Regions from separate parts of the Homo sapiens genome. Here region 1 is linked to region 2. Evidence: chromatin loops called from intact Hi-C (ENCODE). Cell type or tissue: heart right ventricle. All regions are shown on one strand. Each heading gives the region's core, and the rest is flanking DNA. Links, peaks and the distances in the headings are about the cores only. Region 1 overlaps DNAJC3 (DnaJ heat shock protein family (Hsp40) member C3). Region 2 holds the start of UGGT2 (UDP-glucose glycoprotein glucosyltransferase 2).

The links. Peaks named below come from ENCODE experiments on the same cell type or tissue, not always from the same donor. Only the 100,000 strongest peaks of a DNase experiment are listed, where the experiment ranks them.
Region 1: it touches region 2 in a loop (13-fold over the local background); 4 of 110 quality-filtered maps call a loop at or near these places.

The regions. Positions count from the first base shown.
Region 1 is chr13:95,680,178-95,685,558 of GRCh38, forward strand. The region is part of intron 1 of DNAJC3 (DnaJ heat shock protein family (Hsp40) member C3); the gene reads left to right. Among named protein-coding and RNA genes, the nearest start is that of DNAJC3, 5.7 kb to the left of the region's middle. In heart right ventricle, for the core only: no CTCF peak of the experiment used is centred there; no DNase peak of the experiment used is centred there; H3K27ac peaks cover 4 bases.
Region 2 is chr13:96,051,127-96,056,507 of GRCh38, forward strand. It overlaps UGGT2 (UDP-glucose glycoprotein glucosyltransferase 2), which reads right to left and starts at 2,275. Exons shown (of 39, transcript NM_020121.4): 1 at 2,029-2,275. The coding sequence starts at 2,186. RefSeq lists an enhancer at 2,037-2,536. In heart right ventricle, for the core only: a CTCF peak has its summit at 2,285; a DNase peak (open chromatin) is centred at 2,405; H3K4me3 peaks cover 2,092 bases; H3K27ac peaks cover 1,214 bases.

The DNA of each region.
Region 1 (5,381 bases), core at 312-5,311, 370 kb before region 2:
CTTGGTGACTTGAGTAGCAACACAGCCTGGGAACGAAACCTTTTTTCTCTTATCATAGTTTTATCTCTTTTTCTTCCTTAACATGCTATCTGGACCCAATTTTTCTTTATTTCATTGAGCTGATTAAACCATATATTTTGGCCATGGGGAAAAGAATAGTTGAAAATATATAGTTGAAAATCTATACGTATAAAATATTGTGATAAGTTTTATTTGAACCATGATAAGTTTTATTTGAACCTAACCTATTAAAGGTATGTTTTGTCTTTTCTAGGATTTTCTTGACATTATCTAAATAGGGAAAGAATAAAGTAGCAAAAATGAGTGACTTTAAGTAATTTAAATAAATTAAGTATCATAAAAGGTGGTCACATATTTTCTAGAATTATTTTAAATTCTTTAATAAGATAGGCTGTAGTTAGCAGTAGTATCAAAGTTCCAGTTCTCTTGACATAGTTAGTATTTGCTGAGAAACTGCCTGGAAATGCAGTGGTTTTCATTCTGTGAGGTAGGGGAAGTTGTTCTGGGAGGGGATGCACTGTAGTAATTAGGTTTTATTTTCCCATATGAAGTTAATTAATTGTTGTTAAGTTTAATTTCTACTGCTGTGGTCTCTTTTGATTAGTGTCCTGCAGTTAATCTTTGTTTATATGGAAGTATCATGGGAACCCATTCACCTGCTCTTCAGAACGCAAACATTTCAACCATAGATTTATTTTTCTTTCCATATCTTTAGAAAGCTACTTAAAAAAATTAAATCTGATGAGTTTGTATCATTTGGAGTTCTGGAATATGGAGAAGACTCATTTAATCAGTCAGCAAAGGCTTTTACTAACTATATTGCTCTTTGGTGAGGTATATATACGTAGCATAGAACTCATGGCTTTTGCTTTTGAGTTTACAGACCACTTAGGGTTTAAGACATGCATTTGTGAAGCATTCACGTCCTCTTTTTCTCCTTTCCCGCTTTAGACTGAGTGGTCCATTATTGTAGTTAGTGTACTGCAAATGCCCATTTATTTTCTGGCCCCTGTAATCTTCTGTTTTACTCACCTGCCAAAACCCAACACTGGTTAAATTCAACTTGGCCAACTGTTTTTATACCTTATAGGTAAACACGGACGGAGGAAAATGGAGACAACTTTGCTGATTAGTCTCATTTATCTTTATTTTTATTTTCAATTTTTTTTCGAGACAAGGTCTTGCCCTGTCACCCAGGCTGGAGTGCAGTGGCATGATCCTAGCTCAATGTAGGCTTGACCTCCTGGGCTCAAGCAGTCCTCCCATCTCAGCCTCCTGAATAGCTGGGACCACAGGTATGCACCACTGCATCCCCTACTAAGTTTTTAAAATTTTTTGTAGGGACAGGGTCTTCTATGTTGCCCAGGCTGGTCTTGAACTCCTGGGCTCAAGCAATCCTCATCCCTTGGCCTCCCAAAGTGTTGAGATTACAGGCACGAGCCAATGCACCTGGCCCTGATTAGTCTCATTTTAAAGAAACAATCTCAGTCGCAAATGCACATTAAATACTGCTAACACTCCCACAATTCTTTACTATGTCTATTCTTGAAAATCAATATTTCAAACATTTTCCTCCTTTCTGAAGCCTCTAATTTAAACTCTCCTTTCCTCTCTCCCCTACCTCATTCTTTTAGACCTTGTCTTTACTGAGAAAATGAAAGCCATCACAAGGCAAGTTCTTCTTTCTACCTCAAAATTCACTAGCTTATCTACATTTGTACCTATTCTGCTACTTTTTCTCATATTGAAATACATTAAATGTCTCTATTCCCAGATAAATCTAATCTGTGTACTTACACCCTGGATTCCATTTCCTCTCACCTTCTGAAAATGTTGCTCCTACAGTTGTATCTTTGTGCTGCTATAACAAAATACCACAGACTGAGTAATTTATAAAAAAAATTTCAACCTGAATTTTGGAGAGAACATTCAGATAATAGTAGATGCTGAACTTCCTGTACTATCTTTCTTTGGCTAGATTCCACTGTCTTCTGTGTTTCTGCTACAAGACTTCTTTTAGACTCTACCCCACCTTGCTAGAGTCTTGGCTTAGCCTTCTGTTCTTTTTTAGAGAAGAAACTTAGGGCTTTCCTCATTCCTCATATTCTAAGTGCTCCAACCTGAATAACCATCTCTCTCTCTGGGATTGCTCTCTGGTCTGGGTCTGCCACCGCCTTTGCTTGAACTTTAGTATCTTTGACTATGAGTTCTTGCCTCCTTTAGTCTGGTTCTTCCAGTCTTGATTGTAACTCACGTCATACCTTTAACCCCCCACCTTTAAGTTTAAAAAAATCCTTATTTTCTGCTCTCCAAAATATAAGATATTCTAATACTAATTTCAGTGAAAGACATAGTTGGCTACTCTACCTTTTTCCCTGCCCTTGCTGCTTATTTTGCTGACTTATGATCACTGCTTGTCTAAGGAGAAACCTATTGTCTAATGCTGATTAGGAAATGGCATGATGTTTGGTTGTCTTACCTCTCTGAAAATAATGTTTACAGACCATGTGGCAAAGGAATAAAAATTACCTGTGGCTCAAAAGAGAGTGGATTGCAAAAACAGCCAATAATTCGCAAATAATTTGATTTTTCAGATGTGTCTTTATGAATCATTGATCATATGTTTGACTTGATAATTGTTATGTATTTTAGATTTTATTCTGATGAATTATAATACGTTTAAGTAAAAAGGCAAATAGTTAAATTCATTCAACAAATATTGCATACCCACTATGTGCGGGATACTGAATTAGGTGATACAAAGAAGAAAAGACAGCTCCTCCTCTCAAACTTGCTTTTGATAAGTTTTGTGGAGTTGGGACTTTGAGAAGCAGGCAAATTGTGAAAAGCAATATATAGAGAGAGTGATATTGCAAAGTGAAGTCATGTACTTCTGAGTGTGGAAATGCAAAATATAGGAAGATTGAAGGAGCTTTTTTTCCCTCTCTCAAAACAATACAGTGTGAGGGAAGGTTTCACAAAGGAGCCAGCATTTGAGGGCAGAATCTTTTTTTTTGTTTAACTTTATTTTATTTTAGATTCAAGATATACATGTGCAGGTTACATGGGTATATTGTGTAATGGTGGGGTGGTATGATTTAGATCTGTGCCCCACCCAAATCTCATGTTCAGCTGTAATCCCCAGTGTTGGATCTGGGGCCTGGTGGGAAGTGATTGGATCATGGGGGTGGTTTCTAATGGTTTAGCACCATCCCCCAGAGCTGTTATTGTGATAGAATTCTCACAAGATCTGGTTGTTTAAAAGTGTGCAGTATCTCCCCCCTCTCTGTCTTCCTCCGGCTCTGGCCATGTGAAGATGTGCCTACTTCTCCTTTACCTTTTGCCATGATTGTAAATTTCCTGAGGCCTCCCCAGCCATGCTTCATGTACAACCTACAGAACCGTCAGCCAATTAAACCTCTTTTCTTTATAAATTACCCAGTTCCGGCTGGGCACTGTGGCTCACGCCTGTAATCCCAGCACTTTGGGAGGCCGAGGTGGATGGATCACGAGGTCAGGAGTTCAAGATCAGCCTGGGCAAGATGGTGAAACCCCGTCTCTACTAAAAATACAAAAAAAAAAAAACTTAGCCTGTTGTGGAGGTGGGCGCCTGAAATCCCAGCTACTTGGGAGGCTGAGGCAGAGAATTGCTTAAACCTGGGAGGCAGAGGATGAAGTGAGCCGAGATTGCACCACTGCACTCCAGCCTGGGTGACAGAGCAAAACTCCATCTCAAAAAAAAAAAAAAAAAAATTACCCAGTTCCGGGTATTTCTTTATAGCAATGTGAGAATGGACTAATACAGAAAATTGGTACTGGGAGTGGGGCATTGCTATAAAGATACCTGAAATTGTAGAAGGAAGCAACTTTGGAATGGGGTAATGGGCAGAGGTTGGGACAGTTTGGAGGACTCAGAGGAAGACAGGAAGAGGAACGAAAGTTTGAAACCTCCTAGAGACTTGTTGAATGGTTGTGACCAAAATGCTGATAGTGGTATAGACAGTGAAGTTCAGGCTGAGGAGGGCTCAGAATGACCGCAGATGAGGAACTTATTGGGAACTGGAGTAAAGGCCACTCTTGCTATGCTTTAGTAAAGAGACTGGTGGCATTGTACCCCTGGTCTATGGATCTGTGGAACTTTGAACTTGAGAGAGGTGATTTAGGGTATCTGGTGGAAGAAACTTCTAAGCAGCAAAGTGTTCAAGATGTGACCTGGCCTCTAGCAGCCAGTGCTCATATTCATGAACAAAGAAATGATGTAAAATTGGAACTTACATTTAAAAGGGAAACAGAGCAGAAGAGTTGGAAAATTTTCAGTCTGACCATGTGGTAGAAAAGAAAAACCCATTTATAGGGGAGTAATTCAAGCAGACTGCATGAATTTGCATAAGTAAAGAGGAGCCAAGTGCTGATAGCCAAGACAATGGGAAAAAGGGCTCCAAGGCATCTCAGCGACCTTTAAGGCAGCTCCTTCTATCATAGGCCCAGAGACCTAGGAGGGAAGAACAGTTTCCTGGGCCAGGGCCCTGCCAGCCTCAGGACACTGCTGCCTGCATCCTAGTTACTCCAGCTCCAGCCATGGCTGAAAGGGGCCCAGATATAGCTCAGGCCTTCAGACGGTGCCAGCCCAAACCCTTGGAAGATTCCACATGCTGTTAAGCCTGCAGGTGCTGAAAGCCAAGAATTGAGGCTTGGGAGCCTCAGCCTAGATTTCAGATATATGGAAAAGCCTGGATGTTCAGGCAGAAGGTTGCTGCAGGGGCAGAGCCCTCATGGAAAAATCTCTACTAGGGCAGTGCAGAGGGGAAATGTGGGGTTGGAGCCCCCAACAGAGTCCCCACTGGGGCACTGCCTAGTGGAGCTGTGAGAAAGACCACCATCTTTCAGACCCCAGAATGGTAGATCCGCTGACAGCTTGCACCATGCACCTGGAAAAGCTGCAGCCACTCATTGCCAGCCCTTGACAGCAGCCGCGTGGGCTGAGCCCTGCAAAGTCACAGGAGTGGCACTGCCCAAGGCCTTGGGAGCTCACCCCTTGCTGCAATATGCCCTGGATGTGAGACATGGAGTCAAAGGAGATTATTTTGGAGCTTTAAGATTTAATAACTGCCCTGCTGGGTTTTAGCACGTGCATGGGGCCCGTAGCCTTTTTCTTTTGGCCGGTTTTACCCTTTTGGAATGGGACTATTTACCCAATGCCTATAATCCCATTGTATCTTGGAAGTAATTAACTTGTTTTTGATTTTATAGGCTTATAGGTGGAAGGGACTTGGCTTGTCCCAGATGAGACTTTGGACTTTTGAGTTAATGCTGGAATGAGTTAAGACTTTGGGGGCTGTTGAGAAGGGATGATTGTATTT
Region 2 (5,381 bases), core at 117-5,116:
ATACACCACGGAATACTATGCAGCCATAAAAAAGGATGAGTTCATGTCCTTTGTAGGGACATGCATGCAGCTGGAAACCATCATTCTCAGCAAACTATCACAAGGATAGAAAACCAAACACCTCATGTTCTCACTCATAGGTGGGAACTGAACAATGAGAATACTTGGACACACAATGGGGAACATCACACACCAGGGCCTGTTGTGGGGTTGGGGGAGCGGGGGATAGCATTAGGAGATACACCTAATGTAAATGATGAGTTAATGGGTGCAGCACACCAACATGGCACATGTATATCTATGTACCTGCACGTTGTGCACATGTACCCTAGAACTTAAAGTATAATAATAAAAAAAATAGCTGGGACTTAATTAAACTAAACAGCTTTTGCACGGCAAAAGGAATAGTCAGCAGAGTAAACAGACAACCCACAAAACGGGAGAAAATCTTCACAATCTATACATCTGAAAAAGGATTAATATCCAGAATCTACAAGGAACTCAAATCAGCAGGAAAAAAAAAACAGTCCCATCAAAAAGTGGGCTAAGGACATGAATAGACAATTCTCAAAAGATATATAAATGGCTAACATGAAAAAATGCTCAACATACTAATGATCAGGGAAACACAAATCAAAACCACAATGCGATACCACCTTACTCCTGCAAGAATGGCCATAATAAAAAAATAAAAATAAATAATAGATGTTGGCGTGGATGCAGCGAACAGGGAACACTTCTACACTGCTGGTGGGAATGTAAACTAGTATAACCACTATGGAAAACAGTGTGGGGAGTCCTCAAAGTACTAAGAGTAGATCTACCATTTGATCCAGCAATCCCACTACTAGGTATCTACCCAGAGGAAAAGAAGTCATGAAAAAGATAGTTGCACAAGTATGTTTATAGCAGCACAATTCACAAGTGCAAAAATGTGGAACCAATCCAAATACCCATCAATCAACGAGTGGATAAACTGTGGCATATATATGATGGAACACTACTCAGCCATAAAAAGGAATCAATTAATGGCATTCACAGCAACCTGGATGAGATTAGAGACTATTATTCTAAGTGAAGTAAGTCAGAAATGGAAAACCAAATATAGTATGTTCTCACTGATATGTGGGAACTAAGCTATGAGGATGCAAAGGCATAAGATTGACACAATGGACTTCGGGGACTCGGGGGAAAGGTTGAGAAGGGAGTGAGGGATAAAAGACTACAAATTGGGTGCAGTGTATATACTGATGGGGTGATGGGTGTACCAAAATCTCAGAAATCACCACTAAAGAACTTACTCATGTAACCAAACACCACCTGTTCCCCAATAAACTATAGAAATGAAAAAAAAAAAGAACTTTTAGCATCAAATACATGAACTTATGTGGAGTCATGGAGTCTCTTTTTAGGGACACACACTGTTGCTGTGGTGAACAGCCATTAAGTCATTGGTGTAAAACTTCATTTTTGCTAAGAGAAAGAACTTTCTAATTTTACTCAACTAGAATACTAAAGGGCAAAATGCAATAGCTACAAGTTTTGTTCTGCAGAGTAAATGACAGGTCATGAACTAATTCCGTTGGAAGAGATACAGGAAAAATATTACCTTGCAGGAAGCTGCCCTCCCCATAGTAAGCCTAGGAGCTGATGGTATGATGTCATCATTACGAAACTAGGTACTTTAAGCACTGTCTGAACAGAACTGCCTACCCCAGTAGAAGCTCTTGCGTTAAGTGCCACGCGTAAATGCTAATACATCCCAACGTATTAAAGCAGGGCAGGGAAGCTTTAAAAATCGTAGGTAAAGTAAGACTGAGGGGGAAAGGAACTGCAAGTGAGTGCTGCACGGGAACCGAGAAGCCGCCCCGGGTCGGGAAGGAAGGAGGTGGTGATGCTCAGGGCCAGAGCGGGGGCGTCTGGAGAACCCGGGTGGGAGCCAGACACCCGCTGCGAGCACGAAGAAAGCGCGGCTGAGGGTGGCAGCGCGCCCACACCCGCCCGGACGAGGGCCCGGCCCGCACCCACCTTGCCTCCAGCAGCAGCGGGGTCTCGGGCCACTTCGCGGCCAAGTGGGCAGTCACCGACTTGGACGCGGCGACCGTCCCGGAGCCGAGCTGCGAAAGCCACAGCGCTGTGGAGCCTAGTAGCAGCCGCACCACGTTCGTGGCTTTCGCTGGCGCCATGGCACGGAGAGAAAAGCGCGAGTCCCTCGGACCCGGTACCCACAGTCTGTGGCCGCCACGCTTCGGCCGGCTCTTCCCGCTGCGCGGCTGCCCACTTCCGGTGGGAGGAGCTCGAGTCCGTTACTGGGTGCCGGGTCCAGACCGGCGCATGCGTGTCCCGCTCCGGCGCGGTTTAGTGGGTGCGGCCTGGAGAGCCCACGCCAGCCGGACACTGGGCCACGTCGGAGCCGCCGGGGCGGCGCCGGGTTGCTGAGCGGCGTCACAGATGCTCCCGCGGGTCCGCTCCCGCGGGTCCATTCCCAGGACTTTGGGTTCTCGGACAGAGGCCTTAGGACACGGGGCGGGAAGCTGGCTCTCCAGACCGAACTAGGGCTCTGGAGTTGCCAAAATCTGGAAGCAAAGTCAGGACCACTTGCATATTGTCCACCTTTTACATAGGAGGAAAATAAGTCCAGTTAAAGTTGAAGTCCCCACCTCACGCAGTTCTCAAGTGTTACTACAGGTTGGAATCACCTGGGAGAGCTTTTATAAGGCCGCCGCCAAGGCCACGCCCCGTACCTGAGAATCTCGGGAGGGGGGGTGAGATGCGGCATCAGTAGTATTAGTTAAAATCCGCAGGCCGGGCGCGGTGGCTCACGCCTGTAATCCCAGCACTTTGGGAGGCCGAGGCGGGCGGATCACGAGGTCAGGAGATCGAGACCATCCTGGCTAAAACGGTGAAACCCCGTCTCTACTAAAAATACAAAAAATTAGCCGGGCGTAGTGGCGGGCGCCTGTAGTCCCAGCTACTTGGGAGGCTGAGGCAGGAGAATGGCGTGAACCCAGGAGGCGGAGCTTGCAGTGAGCCGAGATCCCGCCACTGCACTCCAGCCTGGGCAACAGAGCGAGACTCCGTCTCAAAAAAAAAAAAAAAAAAAAAATCCGCAGGTGATTCCAGTGTCCAATCATGTTAGGAAACCCGTGACTTACGGGTGGCTCTCAAACTTTAACCACTTGCTTGTTAAAACACTGCAGAGTGGTGGGCCTCCCCACAGTGTTTCGGATTCAGTAGAGCCCTTGCGGGGGCCGAGAACTTGCATTTTATTTCTCCCAAGTTCGCAGATAATACTAGTGGCTAGAAATCACACTGGAGCCTTTTCCATTGGAAGGTGTGGTCCAGGGTAGGCTTCAGCTGTGAGCTCAATGGAAATGCAGAAGCTCAGGCCCCGCCCCAGACCTAATGAATCAAGATCTCCAATTTAACGGGAACCACAGGTGATTCCTATGCACAGGAAAGGTGGAGAAGAGTGATTTAGAGGATTACATTTAAAAGTGCACAGAAAAGTGCCAATAAGCCTGAGCATGGTGGCTCACGCCTGTAGTCCCAGCACTTTGGAAGGTCGAGGCGGGAAGGTAGCTTAAGCCGAGGAGGTAGAGGCTGCAGAAAACGGTGATTGCGCCACTGCCCTCCAACCTGGGCGAAAGAGGGAGACCGTGTCTCAAAAAAACAAACAAACAAAAGGCCAATACGTGATAGTTGTTTTGTCAGAGTAAAATATATGGTAAAAGAGTTTAGCGGATGCACGGATTCATTGCTTTTTTTCTCTCCTGTTACTCCTTTGCCCTGCAGGGAAGCTGGATCTCTTGAAGTTGCGGAAACATAGTCATTCCCTTTTTTCGTTTCATTTGCTTAGTCAGTACCCTTCCTTAGAAAACCCTATTCCGCTAAGCAGTTCCACGAATTTCCAGAATAATTTCTCACTTCCAAAGTTTAGCCTTCATTTCCTGATTTATCCTACTTGGTATGATCTATCCTTACTTTAAATTTCCTCTTTATTGTAACTGCCATATAGCACTTAAGTTCTCACTTTAATACTTGAGTACGCTACTTACTTATTTCTCCTGTGAGAGATAGTATATTCCCCCAGAACTCATGCCTTGTTCATCTTTGGCATCCCGTGCAGTACCTAGCACAATACTTCACATTCACATGTTATTTGGGGACTCCATGAAGATTGAAGAACCCTTGCTTTATGGAAAGAATGTAGAAAGCTAAGGCAAATGCACTTCATTTCTATCCATAGTGTATACGAGAAAAATACATTACGAATCTTTCACAATTATTTGCTTTAATTAACTCCCCATTTCCACTCATATTTAGACCGAAATTTTTATTGAGATTGTGGGATTAAGGAAATAAAATATTGACAGTGAATGTCTTACATGTCAGCATATCCAATGGACTGCAAATCTTTAAGAAATAATTGGCCATATAAAAGGCACATTAAATAGACTATTAAAGGACACTAATAAAATGTATATTAGTAAAAATTTCACTATATGTGAGTTCAGAATAGTGAGAATGCTCATTTCTCTTTTAAAGAGAATAAAATTAATCTAATCTAGGCCATCTATGAATATATTTGTTATACATTTTATCTTACATGGTGTTCTCCTAGAAATTTTAATTTGAAACATTCCTCAGAATGATGATCCCCAAGCTTGTTTCCCCATCTACAGAGCAAAAGGATAAGACAATGTGATATTTAAGATTCCTTCTATATGTGATTCCTATGTGCAGATAAAAAAATACTAAAATGCAAAAATTGAGTAAATTAGCAAAGTCCACTCCAGTCAGTGGAGTAGCAAAGTATTTTAAAATCCACTATCAATAACCCTTTGGCACAGATTGGCTTTGAACTACGGACCTAACTCTACCTAAGTCTTTTTAGCAAAATACAATACAAAAGTTATTCACTGCAGGATAAAAGGAATAAAATTGATGAAGGTAGCAGTTTCTATCATATGTGGAAGAAGTGATTAATGAGTGCTTTATAATAAGAATCTTGTGTTTAACAGAATAAATCATCTTGAATTTAATGATATGTATTTAATGATAATAATGGCATGACATGAGTACAAAGTTACTGCCAAATTATTGCATTATATAATAAAATTTTAATTTTCTAAGCCTACATAAAATCCAGTGGGTGAACTCACTTTTAAAAGTATTATTCTGTAGGTTTTCCAGATTTCCCTTATAAGAAAGACCCTATTCTCCTATTCTCGTTTTATTATTAAAAGATCTTTTGTCCTGGCGTGGTGGCTCATGCTTGTAATCCCAGCACTTTGGGAGGCCGAGGCAGGTGGATCGCGTGTGGTCAGGAGTTTGAGACCAGCCTGGCCAACATTGTGAAACCTCATCTCTACTAAAAA